Regions from separate parts of the Mus musculus genome. Here region 2 is linked to region 1. Evidence: chromatin loops called from intact Hi-C (ENCODE). Cell type or tissue: gastrocnemius. All regions are shown on one strand. Links, peaks and the distances in the headings refer to the core of each region. The heading gives the core; the rest is flanking DNA.

What was found. Peaks named below come from ENCODE experiments on the same cell type or tissue, not always from the same donor. Only the 100,000 strongest peaks of a DNase experiment are listed, where the experiment ranks them.
Region 2: a loop joins it to region 1, with 3 times the contacts of the local background. A loop is called at or near these places in 5 of 42 quality-filtered maps.

Annotation. Positions count from the first base shown.
Region 1 is chr1:161,032,412-161,039,451 of GRCm38, reverse strand. Zbtb37 (zinc finger and BTB domain containing 37) reads left to right here and starts at 4,603. Exons shown (of 5, transcript NM_001356489.1): 1 at 4,603-4,674; 2 at 5,168-5,364; 3 at 6,691-7,040. The coding sequence starts at 6,719. Gas5 (growth arrest specific 5) reads right to left here and starts at 4,851. Exons shown (of 11, transcript NR_166052.1): 1 at 4,733-4,851; 2 at 3,648-3,700; 3 at 3,438-3,469; 4 at 3,208-3,244; 5 at 2,873-2,903; 6 at 2,600-2,632; 7 at 2,137-2,164; 8 at 1,905-1,947; 9 at 1,415-1,457; 10 at 1,180-1,227; 11 at 913-995. LOC115487643 (a small nucleolar RNA gene) reads right to left here and starts at 4,058; the gene lies at 3,979-4,058. It overlaps LOC115487678 (a small nucleolar RNA gene), which reads right to left and starts at 3,602; the gene lies at 3,541-3,602. It also overlaps LOC115487638, LOC115487644, LOC115487677, Snord47, LOC115487645 and LOC115487640, and 1 more gene. In gastrocnemius, for the core only: no CTCF peak of the experiment used is centred there; DNase peaks (open chromatin) are centred at 2,920, 3,665, 3,983 and 4,470; H3K4me3 peaks cover 3,686 bases; H3K27ac peaks cover 3,875 bases.
Region 2 is chr1:160,903,262-160,910,301 of GRCm38, reverse strand. Rc3h1 (RING CCCH (C3H) domains 1) reads right to left here and starts at 3,891. Exons shown (of 20, transcript NM_001024952.2): 1 at 3,603-3,891. In gastrocnemius, for the core only: a CTCF peak has its summit at 4,091; DNase peaks (open chromatin) are centred at 3,282, 3,494, 3,972 and 4,907; H3K4me3 peaks cover 2,658 bases; H3K27ac peaks cover 3,001 bases.

The DNA of each region.
Region 1 (7,040 bases), core at 2,101-6,100:
TTGTAGTTTCCGTGGTCTCAAGAACTGAGCCCAACAGACCAGAGTGAACAGTATCAAACCTAAGAGCCAATTAGCCTCAGTGTTCCTCCTAATTTAGGAATGCTGAGTTAGGCCTGGTGGTATATATAACTGCAAAAGTCCTAGGCATGGGGACAACACTTTAACAGGACTGCAAGGTCTAGGCTTTTACCTTCCAGGTTTATACTTCAAATTTTCCCTCACACCTGTGCCCCTACAGGCCATCTCCAGACCTTTAAAGGGCTGGTATACCCACTCAGACTGCATAACTGATTAGACATTCAGGATGTAAGACTCAGCAGACACTGTCACCTGCCAAAAGTGAAAATACCACCTCCACCAGTCAGTCCAGTTCTGGTTAACGCTGTTCCTATTAATTTAAAATGTCAAACAGAATAATGGCTTGAGGCTGGTGAGATGGCTCAGTGTGTAAGAGCACACTTCTCTTTTGGTTCATCTTAGATTGTGTTGAGAAAGGAAAGAGAAAAAAAAACTATTTCCAGGCAAACTGATTTGTGACTGTACTCCCCTTTGCATACTCCATGAAATATTTAGTTTTATAAGATATAAGAAAAGTGTTCTAGGGCTGGAGAGATGTACTAACTGCTCTTCCGAAGGTCCAGAGTTCAAATCCCAGCAACCACATGGTGGCTCACAACCATTTGTAACAAGATCTGATGCCCTCTTCTGGAGTGTCTGAAGACAGCTACAGTGTACTTACATATAATAAATAAAAAAATCTTAAAAAAAAATAATGGCTTGTGCTTATAAGCACAAAAAGACAAACTATACTGACACCAATACCATCCAGTCACTGGGCAGCTAATAGATTTAAAAATGTCTAATGTGAACTCCCCACAATGTGCTCATCAGAACAAAATGCACACTTCACAGTTCATGTTATAATACACTTTAATGGTAAAATTTTAACACAATATATCTGACACCATCTTCTATTTGAGCCTCCATCCAGGCACCTGCAACAACCAACAGAAGGTAGCTGTTAAACACTTTTCTACAATTTTAACTTAAATGGTAACTGTTAAAACACAGAACATCAGATCTTTTACTATCATCAAGTAATCAGTGAGAGAGTTCAAGTTGTGTGAGATCATCATGTATTCTGGAGTAGGTTCCCGGTTAAGCATTTGCAGTTCTCACCTCAGAAACAAAGGTGCAGTCACTGCATGTCCACTTGTCACAGGAGCCCTAAGAAAACAAAGACTGACTTACTTCTCTGGCTTAGAGTAGTTAAATTTTACATGTTAGTATAGTAACCTCAGAAATAAAATGGAACGGTTTAAAGGTGATATCACTTTGTATCATTTGGCAGAATCATCACATCACTGGTTACAAGCTATATTACAATCTGTACAAAAACAAGTGACAGACTTACTTTGAAATTCAGAATGAAGGACCGGAAATTCAGAATGACCAATCTGTTTGAAAATTAAAAATAATTAGTGCAGTTACTTATCTTCATTTTATTTCACACTATTCTCTCAGTGTTCAGTTGTCTTCACTAGTCTCCATGGGCTCACATCAATTCTCTTGCCAAGAGGCCTGAGATTTATAGTTTCAATCGTCATACCCTAGGGAACTTATGTATTTTTCACAATAAAATTGTCCTACTGGGTTAAGTCAGTGGCACAGCACATGCCACCTTAGCATCAGGCTTTGGCCTCATCACTTGGGACTCTTATCTTGTATTTCCTAATACTATTCAAGGAAAACTCTTTAAAACATTACAGCCAGATACATCAGATAGGAGCGAAAGACATGATTGTTCATCAGAGTTAAGTCTGCTGAACTATGTTATCATCATGGTATCGGCTTGTTTGGAAGGGGTTGAAAGTAACTAATACATGCACATTTCAAAGACTTACCATTGTGTTTGCAGTGCCTTCACTTGAGGTGACCCATTAATACCTGTAAGAAATTACACTCCGTTTAGAAATATGTATTTGTAAAGTATATTTACTGATGTCCTTAAATACTGTTTCAGCTTAACAATCAATCTTCAATCTTATTCAGAGAGATTCCCATCTGTTTAACTTTATTGATCATCACTAACAGTACCTTAATTCATATAGTAAATACCAAACTTACAATGCTTACCTTTCTTTATTCAAACCATTATTTGTACCTGAAAAAAATTTAAGGCACCATTTAGTACTGATGGTAGCACATGCATGTTCAAAAGCTAAATGTTATGCAGTAAATACTGCAAATGACTGGAGGGAATTCAAGGCCCCCAATGGCTTCTTACCCAAGCAAGCCAGCCAAATGAACAAGCATGCAACCAGTTAACTAGAATTAAAAGAAAATACCTCTTACAAATATGCTAAACATCATTCGACTATTCTTAGTTGCCTGCCACAAGGTTCTTCAGTGTTAAAAATTGTCTACAAGTTATTTTCAGCTCAGACATTTGATCAACATCATTACAAGAACCCAGAGTGTTGTCCAAAACACACCTATCTAAACATCCGTAAGACAATGCATGCTGGAGTTTTGATGATTCAAAGTCTCTGCATGTCCCTTTGTACTGACCCAAATTCAAGTGTTTTTCAATACTTACCTTTCAAACTGTCTATCCAGCCTCAAACTCCACCTAGAAAAAAACATTAAAGAGCTTTTCAATGCAGTCAACAGATTTGAGTTTGCCCCACAATAAATGTCAAGGAAGCCCACCATCAGATAGAGCTAATAAGATCTTCAGGTAGTCAGTATTTGTTCGTCATCATGCAGGCTGTGTTCAGCTATGACCAGGATGGAACACGTGGCCAGTATTTGGCAGAGTGCAACAAAGCCAAGCCTGTTTAGCATCTACAATTCCTTTAGTTTGACTTACCATTTCATTTTCTGGTCTTCTATTCTAGCACCTACAACAAACAAATAGTTAAAGCTGCCCGGTTAGGCCCCTGACTCAGCACTTAAGATGGGGGAACCAGAGTCCACCAAATAGGGGGTAAATGCGTTAACGACCACTAGCTCCCACATATCAAAAACCAGCCTCCTCAGATACGCAGAAACAATGCCCTGACTTCAGACTTCCCACCCACTCCTCTATCTACAATTGCTCTCAGGGAACAATACATTCAATGTGTGGGTTGAGGGATCTTTAGTGCTCATTTGCCATTGGGTATTCCTTGTAATGGGACCACATGCACACACAAAATTGCTTACATTGCGCTCGCTCTGTTATCCAGCTTCCTGACGAGTCCTGGGGGGGGGGAATCTTTATGTAAAAACTGCTTACTCTGTAAGTAGCCCCCAAATCATTATTTTGTGTGCCTCAGTTATAATCATGGTGGTTTAAAGCTATCGTCACCCCAGCTGTCAAGAGTAGCAAATATGATGTCATCATTGTGGCACTGTCCTTTCAACCTAACTTCTCATTACTATTCAGTACTCACCTCGTAAGCCTTCATCCTCCTTTGCCACAGAACTGGAAATAAGAGATGTGAACAGTCAGTCCCCTTCTTCACGGAACTAAACCCTTTCCAGTAGCTGAATTAAAGCCTCAGAAAAGTGTTTTTCAGAAATCCCTTCTGTCCACTACTCTCATACCATCATGGGCTTTGTGGTCATTATGTTCTAGTCATGCCCCTCCCCCACTGAGTTACCTGGCTGTGAGATCCCACAAGATGTCCCATCACAGAGGTCCACACTGCCATTCCTAAGAAAAATGTTAATCTTTAGTAGTTCTACTTCCACAAAATGGACCTGTCTTACAAAGAACTCCGTCCACATAGGCACTGTTGAGTTGCACATATCCAGCAGTTACATATAAGTCTCTAATCCAGGTACTTCCCAAGAGCAATCGTCCTCTTTGTTAGTGACTAAGGCCTGCTGGCAATCTCTAGCAAAAGCCTTCATCCCATGGTGATCGCGAAAGAAACACCGCGTGGCTTCGCATTCCACCCCCGTTGAACCGTGCACGAGGTGACTCAGCATGCTCTGCCATCAGAATCGTTGGTATTCATCAACAAGCTCAGTTGTCCCTACCAACATAGCCTTCATCATAGCATGAACACGCATGCTGAGTCGTCTTTGTCTGGTGTCCAGACCAAAACCCAATGCTATTTTATGTCACAAATACACGCAGAACCAACCTCCTAAAGTTTCCAGCTTGTGCCCTGAACTAAGCTCACCGGCTGCGCCGGGAATCCCACCAGCTTCCAGTGCTTCAGCCTCCAAGGCCCGAAGCCATAACATACTCAGGAAATTGCATACCTGCTCAGAATGCCGCACAGCTCCGAAAGGCTGAGATGGCGGCTGAGTCGAGTATATAAGGTCTTCGTGACGTCAAGACGCAAAGCTGCTTGCTGCGTCCACTTAAACCCCGCCCCTCACACGCCCTCAGACTCCTCCTCAAGCCCCACCTTCTTCAGGCCCACAAAACTTTCCCTCTGGCCACGCCCCCGAGAGCCCGGAGGGCGGAGTTGCCGCGGGCACGATAGGCCCGCCCTCCGCCTCCCTGAGGAGTACAGGCTGAGGGGAGGGGGCTCCTGCAAGGAAAGCGCTGGGGGTGGGGCGGGGTGAGGGTGACTGATTTCCTTCCGGCACGTCGCTCGCTCCGGAGGAGGGGGCGGGGGGTTTCACTTCCGGGACGGTGTTCCGGCCCATTCCGGCCCATTTCCACCCCCGGAGGTAGGTGCTGCTCCTTGACTGGGCTCGTTCCCCGCACCCCCGCCCCGTTAGCTCATACCCGACGCTCCCGGGCCGCGTCTGGGTTGCAGCCAGCTCCTGCGGCGCTCAGTCGCTGCCCCACCTCCCCTCCCAGCACTCGGCGACCTTCCGCCCCTTTGGCTCCGGGCTGTCGAGCTCGCGGGCCCGCCCCCTTGGCGAGCCCCTCCCTCAGGACCCCGCGCGCGCGCCGGGGCCACACCCAGACACACCCCCGCCCCGGCAACCTCCGCCGCCCTAGACCGATCCCGGGGCGCCGCCCCCTTCCCGGTCCCGCGCCTCACCTGTGCGCCCGCAACTCCCTTGCCGCGGGGCTCTGCTCCTGTCGAGCTTCCCGGCATCTGTGCCACCTCCTCGCTTAGCCAGGTCCCCCTTTTCCCATGCTTCTTGACACTGATAGAGGCCTCCCCAGTACCCGACTGGCCAACCCCAGCGTTCCCGATTCTCCCTTTTACAGCTCTCGCCCCTTCAGTGCCGACGCTAGAGAAAGACTTTACTCCAGGGGCTTCCTCCTCACTGGGGAATCGCTGGAAAGAGCAAACAAAAAAGGCGCTGGTGTAGGCTCCAAAATAAACATCTGAATTCGTGATGGCATCGACAGAGGCACTTAATGGATTAAAAGTTTCAAAACAAACAATAACGCTTTGGAAAAAGGTCAGATTGGTTAAAGTTGCGTCTTGAAAGCCGTGTTTGCACTTACCTGTTTACTCAATAAGTGTATTGTAAATGCGAGGTGATAAAGTGAGCTTGTCCGGACTACTTCCTGGTGTGCTGTGTAGTCTCATAAATTTAGAGAAACATTGGATGCACGGTGAGCCTAAATCCTTGTGGTATACTGGAACTACCCTCAACTAATTAAGACTATTTGATGCAATTGCAGTCTTTGTGGTGTGAAATTTCAGGCTTTATTTTTGTCAGCAGCTGTGGGAAACCAACTTTCCCAGTCAAAGTAGCATCACCACTTTGGAATACCCAAGTTTCAAGTTTGTTGGGGAGAAAAAGTATTACTTAGTTTTTGCTAACTCTGGCAACTAGGCCACAAATTCTCTGCATGTGAATTGAATGCTGACAGGGCTGTGGAATGTTTCTCAGAGTCACCTCAGAGTCCCATATTCAAAAAGTGGGAGCTCAAACTGGTAAGCTTAAAAATATGGGCCTAATCGGGCATGGTAGTCAAACACCTCTAACACGAGCATTCTTTAATCTCAGCAGAAGCAGTCAGCTCTTTTTGAGTTAGAAACCAGATGGTCTACATAGTGAGTTCCAGGAATAGCCTGGGCTTCATAGACCCTGTCAAAAACAAATATCTGGTGGGTGGCTTAATTCTAGCATTCCTGGAGGTAGATCGCTAAGTTCCAGGCTAGTCTGGTCTACTGAGCAAGTTATAGGGCATCCAGAGCTATATAGAGGGACACTGTCTCATGGGGAAAAGTAGTGATAATAGCGACCATTCATGTAGGATATTAGACTTTATACCCAATCTGTATGTGTTTGATGCCCCTTCTTAGTGAACTCCTGTCTTTATTTTATATAGTCTACTAATAAAGTATGGGCATAGCTTGAATTTTTCGCAGTGTAGCAGTCACTTTTTTGTGTGTTAATTACATTTTACAGTGAAATCTAAAATACCTTGTACCAGGCTCGGCAGCTTACAGTAATCCTAGCACTTAGGAGGTAGGATCAGGAGTTTGAGGCCAGCCTTATTACTAACAAAACACCTGCTGGCAATTCTGTTTCTACATCCAAACATAAGGAAGATCTCTCTTTCTATATGAAGAATTCTTTTTTTCTCCCTGAGACAAGATTTCACTTATTTAGCCCATACTCATGATTCTCCTGCCTCTTCGGTTTTCCAAGCGCTAAAATTACGTATGTGTAGCTGGCACTCATGGAAAGATTTTCCATTTGTAGGGATGTTTGAACTAAAAAGCACAAAGGGAGTCAAACTAGTACTAAGACTGTGCTTTGCTCTTTCAGCAGGGTTGAATGTCTGCCTGTGCTTTCAGGCATGACCATGGAGAAAAGTGGGAACATACAATTGGAGATCCCCGACTTCAGCAACTCTGTTCTGAGCCATCTCAACCAGCTACGAATGCAAGGCCGGCTCTGTGATATTGTGGTCAATGTGCAAGGACAAGCTTTTCGGGCTCACAAAGTAGTACTGGCTGCCAGCTCCCCTTATTTCCGGGATCACATGTCCTTGAATGAAATGAGTACTGTGTCCATTTCTGTCATCAAGAACCCTACTGTTTTTGAGCAACTTCTTTCTTTCTGTTACACAGGGCGGATATGCCTGCAACTAGCAGATATCATCAGCTACCTAACAGCTG
Region 2 (7,040 bases), core at 1,976-5,975, 130 kb after region 1:
ACTTTGTGAGAGACTGACCCCTTTAAAGATATATGAAAAATAGACTAATTAGATCCCATCAAATTCCATATTAAGCCCCTAAGTTCTTGAAGACATGGCAGAGTTCTAAATTATCTATAGCATAAAGGGGGGTGGGGAGACTTATCATGAAGAAGCTCAAGTATCATATGACCTAGCTTTAACAACATTAAATATTATTAAAAAGTTAGTTTTAATTTTTCATGAAGTAATTCAAAGGTACAATTTAGTAATTAGATAGCAAACTGTAGCAATGCCAAAAATCTGTCTTGCTAAAAGTATCAATTTCTAGGGGTTGAAGCACCTGTTGCTCTTGCAGAGAACCTAAGTCTGGTTCCCAGGACCCTTATGGTGGCTCACAACCATCTGGAGGATCTGACAGACTTTTCTGACTTCTGCAGGATCAGAATGGTGTACACACATAAACTCATATACATAAAATAAAAAACTGAAGATAAAAAGTATGAATGTTCATATGTCATTGCATTTGAACCTGCTTTAAAAAGCAAACAAACAAAAAAAGCATTTTTTTAAGGATTCAGATTTATACCTTCTTGACCATATAAGTATTTGGCATTGTACAAGTAACAGAAATAGGGGTCAAGTACAATGCTATAAAACATTCACAGCAGGAAAAGAAAACTGTCAATACAGAATGATGCTTCTAGGTTTAATAATGATACACGTAGTAGCTGTAAAGCAGCTACTTTGTATCAGAAGATGTAGGTATGAGTACACTCTTATCTACTAAGTATGTGATCTTTTTGCTATTGACTTAGCTGTTTCTAACTCTATATTCTGTATATGTGAAGTAAGGATAACAATGCAACCACTAATGCAACAGGAGGAGAAGGAGTAGATAAACAGTTTTAAGAATATGCTCTCAGACACTATACACAGACACACATGCATACATACATATTTTGTTTGTTTGTTTCCTTGAGGCAGGGCCTCATTCTAGTCTAGACTCATCTGGAATTTACTCTGTATCCCAAATTAGCATCAAACTTGCAGTGATCCTCCTGCTTTTACTTCTACAGTACTAAGAGTCACTAGCCACAGCTTTGGTTTTTTTGTTGATGATGATAATGGTTTATGTGCTAGGGATAGAACCCAGGCCCTCACGAATGCTAGGCAAGCACTTTACCATAGCCATATATATACTCCTTAACCCTGTAATTTTTACTTTATTTTTTTTGGTTTTTCGAGACAGGGTTTCTCTATGTAGCCCTGGCACAGACACACCCCCTGTTTTGTTTTGCCTTTTTTTTTTTTTTTTACAGGAGTGCTGGGAATTCGAGCTTAAGTCTTTATATCTACTTAGCAAGCACTCTTACCCACTGACATGAGCCATTTCTCCCTCGTTTCTTAGTTGAAGGCTTTTGTTTTTTGAAAAATTAGATTAACAAGTCATTGATGAAGTAATGAAGGTTTTTTTTATAACTTAAAATTTACAAACTCATAAATTAGTTTGTACTTTTTCTAATATGTTTAGGCCACACAATGAATTTCAGTATCATTACAATACACATGATTCTTTGTATCTAATAAAATTCACTAGGAAAAGAAAACTTACCAATCTGAGTTCTTCAAAAACAAAAAACAAAGTGTTCTGAAATTCTTGGCCATCTCCCCTCCCCAAAGTCAAATTAGCAGGAGATATATAATATAAAAATTGTCTCTCCATGATTCAAAAGATCAAAGCATCCATGACAATATTATACTAGGGATACAATATTATACTAGGCATAAAATAAGTTTGCAGATATTAATCTATGATACTACTATACTCACTTTATGTTTTATATAATTATTCACTATCAACTCCTCAATAGAATTAGAAACTAGTACTGCTAATTAAATTTCATATTACTGAACAATACTTTTAACAGTCAGAGATAGATTTTCATTAGGAAATTACCCTAGAAATTGGCAAAAGCTATCAAGCAATATCTTCTTTGTACAAGTCAACCTTCCTTTTAATATTAACTCAGCCCAACATTCAGGATGCTAAGACAGGAAGACTGTTAATTCCTGCCCAACCTGGGCTACATCAAGACCACGTCTCCAAAACAATAAAAGGAAAGGAAGAAACACAAAGACCCCTAGATAGATCCTGAAAGTGAATATTAAGCAGTCTTCTTGAATGCTTTCAAGCTTTTTAATAATTTTTCTGCATACCCACGTAGAAAATGGAATAAAATTTACCTCTTCCCCCTCCATTTGAAAATGTATGTGGTAAATGCCTAGAAAAATTACATTTAGGAGAAATAGCTAACTTTTAAGTATAAAGATATTATTGCAGTATAGCATACTAACATAAAATGAGGTGTCTCATCCTAAGCCTAGCCACTTAAAACAGAACCACAACTGGTTTTTGTTTTTTGAAAACTATCAGTAAAAGTTTCTATTGTCTGGCATTTTGTTGGCTGAATTAGTTTTTTGATACAAGTCTTGTCAAATCAGGATACTCTGCCTCAGCCTCCTGAGTGCTAGGATTCACAGGCAAGCATAACGGCAGGCTAAAAGTATTGGAAATCTTAGAAAGTAGGCTTTAAATATGAAATTTCAAACAGAGAAAAAAGAATCTTCTCCAAATTTTGGGACAAACTGGAAAAAAAATGATTAGAATATGAGACAGACACATGAACTCCTAAGGGAGACAGATGAACCACTTCTCTGTCCTAAGTGCTTCCAGCAGATACCAAAGAGGTTAATGATATCGCCTCTGCTGTACACAATTCAAAATGGCTAGTTAGAAAAGTTCCGCTCAAACCTTAACAATCTGTCTCCGTGCTGCCAATAAGTGGCTTTGTTTCCAGTTTCACGGACTATTCTGGGATGTCAAGAGTTACATTATTGCTGCTTCAAAAAGAGCCCTTGTTTCGGCTAGCTCCCTCGGACCTGGGATGTGAGTACCGTGGTGTTTACAGAGACCTGATGTTTAGAACCTTGTTAGGAAAGGTCCACCCCTTACTACTCCATCCTTTACCAACAACCACATTTTGTGTGTTTTTGTTGTTGTACACTTATAGTCTTTTTGAAAAAGGCACCTGCACATGGTTTCGTCTTGGCCAATAGGGTTTATCTCCAGGAACTCCTGGGAAACCGACACCCTAAAACCCACTTGGCCAAGGGAGGAAGGGGGCTGGGGAGGGAGCAGCCACGCCTGGCAGCTAGGCAGGAGCGGCGGCTGTTTACAGGCGCCTACTCCCTCCCCCACCGCACAGACAGGGGTCCAAACAACATTTCCTGCGAGCAAACTCACCGCCCGCCCGCTGTCCTCCGAGGGACCTCGGAACCAGTCAGCCTCGGACCCCCCCAACCCCCCGCTCCCGCCCCAGCCTCCCCAGCCTTCCCGGCGTCCAGGGCGGCGTCCGCACCGCCCCTCGGCCTACCTACCCCGGCAGGCCCTCCGGGAGGCACGCGGAGGCCTGAGGCCTAAAGGACGCCGGCCACTGACAAGCCCTGGGGCCGGTCCCGAGCGCAGGGCGGGTGAGGACAGCCCCATCCCCGCAGTCGCTGCCTATTGTTCTCGGCCGCGGCCGCCCCGCTCCCCACACTGCCGACCGCCACTTGCTCACCGCTCTGGTCCGAGCAGCAGCTCCTCTCAGCTCCGAGTCCCTGCGGCCGTCGCCACCGTCGCGGCAGCCGCCGCCGCCGCCGCTGCCACCATCGACTCTGACTCTGTCCCAGGCCGCCGGACCACGGCCGTAGCCGCCACCGCCAGCGCCGCCTCCAGCCCCCCACCTGCTGCTGCTGAGGCTGCTCCTGCAGCAGGGGCCATCTTGTTGGTCGGCCTCCCCTTCCTCCTCCGCGTCCTCCGCCGCCCGTCGCTCGTTGTCCTCGTCCCCTTCCTCTTCCTCAGACTCCGGCCCGCCCCGAGACTGGGGCGGAGATGAAGGCGAGGCTCCTCCTCATGGGGCGTGGCCAACGGGGCGGGGCGTGGCTAACGAGGTGGGGCGTGGTCGTCTGAGGGCGGGGCCGGGAGGAAAGCTCTGAGTCACCGGCCCCAACGCCCTGTCGGGAGCGGGCGACGCGCCCCGCCCGTGTCTCGAGCGCTGTCGCGCCCCGAGTGGAGAAACTTGTCCCACCTCCTCCCGGGCCACCCGCCTGGCCTGTGGCCACAGTGCCTTTGGTGCTGGCAGGCAAGAGGCCAGGCGGTTCCCGTAAGCTCACTCCTATGGAGTCTCGCGCTGCCTCTGAGCTTGTCACTTTCTGAGGTCTGGACTCTTCCTCGACTCTAGCATCTTTTTTCTTATATGCTACCTCTCCCCAGCCTCACTCGCGCTTGTGTGTGTGTGTGTGTGTGTGTGTGTGTGTGTGTGTGTGTGTGTGTGTGTGTCTGTGTGTGTGTGTCTGTGTGTGTGTCTGTGTGTGTGTGTCTGTGTCTGTGTGTGTGTGTATGATGGCGTTTCTCTTAAGCTCTGGACTCTTCCTCTTGTATCTGTTTTGCATCCCACCCCTTTCCAGTACCCTGTGTTGTGGGGTGTGTGTGCACACATCTTCGACATAATTCGGTTTAGCCAAATTCTGGAGAACCGAAAGAAACGGAATTCTAATACTATATAGTATTAAATTTATATTCTAATTTTCACATTAAAACTGTCCTCAAGTCAACACCATAAAATGCTCCCCGCTCTCCTTCTGCTTCCTGCTTTGTCTGTGAAAGCAGAGAATTTGTTGTTCTGTCCTTTCTTTTTTTTTTTTTTTTTTTTTTTTTGTTCTGTTTTTGAGACAGGGTCTCTCTATTATATACCCTTGGCTATCCTAGAAATTCTTCTGTAGACCAGGCTGGCTTTGAACTCACAAGAGTTCCATCTGTCTCTGTCTTCCAAGTGAAGGAATTAAAGGCATGGGCCCCATGCCCAGACTGTCCTTTCTTCACTGTAAACTCACCAACATCGATTTAAAACAAACAAACAAATTACTTCCACATCTCACAAGAAACAATTACTGGGTGGCTGTTGGGCTTGTTTGGGCTTTGTTTTGGTTTCTTTTTTTTCCCCGTGGGTGTTTGATTGTTTGTTTGTTGTTGTTTTGGTTTGGCTGGGTTTGTTTTATTCCCGGAACAGAAAATCCTGGAGCCTGGACTGACCTGGAAGTTCTGAACCTCTGCTCCCTGAGAGCTCAGATTATAGGTATGGCCACCTAGCCATACCTGGCCAGGCTTTGGTTCTTGAGACAGGCTCTTGCTTTGAGACCAGGGTGGCCTGGAGCACGTTCACGGGCTCGTCTCTCACCTCATTTTTAATTTTTTTATTTTCTTGGTTTCTCTGTGTAGCTCTGGCTGTCCTGGAATTCACTCTGTAGGCCAGGCTGGTCTTGAACTCAGATTTATCTGCCTGCCTCAGCCTTCCAAGTGCTGGGATTAAAGGCCTGTGTCACCACTGCCTGCCCTGCAAATCCTTCTGCCTCTTAACTTTAGGCTTATAGGTGTAAGACAGCATATCCAGCTCACACAGCTGAAATATCACACATTTTCCTGAACTTGGAAGAGGTTTTTTTGTAGTGATTATAACTTCATGGTGGTGAGATTTCAGCTTATTTTTAGACTTATTCATGCCTTTATTGATTGTGTTTGCTGCTTTGGAGTGAGCTAAATCTGTAATCTCTTAAACTACTAAATACAGCTGTCCCCACTTATCTGAAATTTCTATGATTTGAGTTAGCTCTGGACAACTGTAAACCAAAAATATTCAGTGAAAAATTCCAGAAATAATTCATGAGTTTTCAATGAATTTTTATAATATGTTGTTATAATTGTTCTATTTATCACTAGTTGTTAACTATGCCTAATTTGTTAAATAAAACCTAATTATTCTTATGTAAAAGTAAACACATAGAAGGTTCTGTACTATTCTCCTTCAGTTTAGTCATCTGCTGAACAGTTGGGAACATACCCTAGTCAGATAAGAGCCTGGTTCTTGCAGTAAGCCAGGACCTGATTTCCAGCAGCCCTAAAGTTTAGGCCAGCGTGTTACTAATCTAAACGTTATCTCTTGGAAAGCCTTTCCCTCCTCAAACAACCAGGGGTCAGTCCCCTACTAGGACAAACAGATAGTCTGTTCCTCCTGCCATTCCTCCCGCCTCACTCCTAGGGAACCTTCCACAACAAAGTTTTAGCTGCTGTTGCTAGGCACACATGCCAACCTCTCTGTTTAGGTGAAAGGAAGTAGCCCGGCTTCCATTACAAACAACCTAATGAGAGTTCCTTAAAATAGGAATAGTGCTATACCTCTGCTAGCTATTCCAACTAACAATAAGCTAAATACAGAGGTTCCTCCAAGTTTATTTGAACTACATAACTGAGCAAATACTTGTTGGAAAAGGAAGAACAGCTCTGTAGAAACAAGTGTTTCTAATGAAATGAACCTGGGAGGAGTCATTTAGGTTTTGAATTCTGCAATTAGACTAGATGTGAGATACAGAAGACAATATGTCCCCCGAGACCAAGTCTATTTAAAAGAGATGTGGTAATCTATCAAGGGGAAAGAATTTCGTGTGAATTTTATCCCGAAATTAATAACTCTTTGTAAATTTTAGTTAGTAAATCAATCTCTCTCCCCCTAATTTTTCTAAGTTTTAACATTACTAGGGTCTTCACATTAAGAATTAGAAAATTAAATTAGATGGTATGCTGGGTTTATATGGGCATATAATTTAAATTTCAAAACTTTGGAGATTAAAGCACCCCATGGCGGTGCACACCGTCAGTCCAGCACTCAAGAGGCAGAGGCAAGGGTATCTCTGTGAGTTAGCCATCTTGGTCTATTAGTGAACTCCAGGCCAGCCAAGGCTACCCAGTGAGACCTTGACTCATAAATGAATGGATCAAATCAGTCAGTCAATCAAAACTTTTAAAATTAAATTTAAAAAGTGTATTGATGAAGACAGCTAGGTATGTTGGCATAGGTCTTTGGTCCCAGTACTTTGGAAGCTGAGGCAAGATGACTAAAATTTCAAGTCCACCTACGTAGGGTGAAAGGTCCTAGCCCACTTTTAAAAACCTATCAAATTCC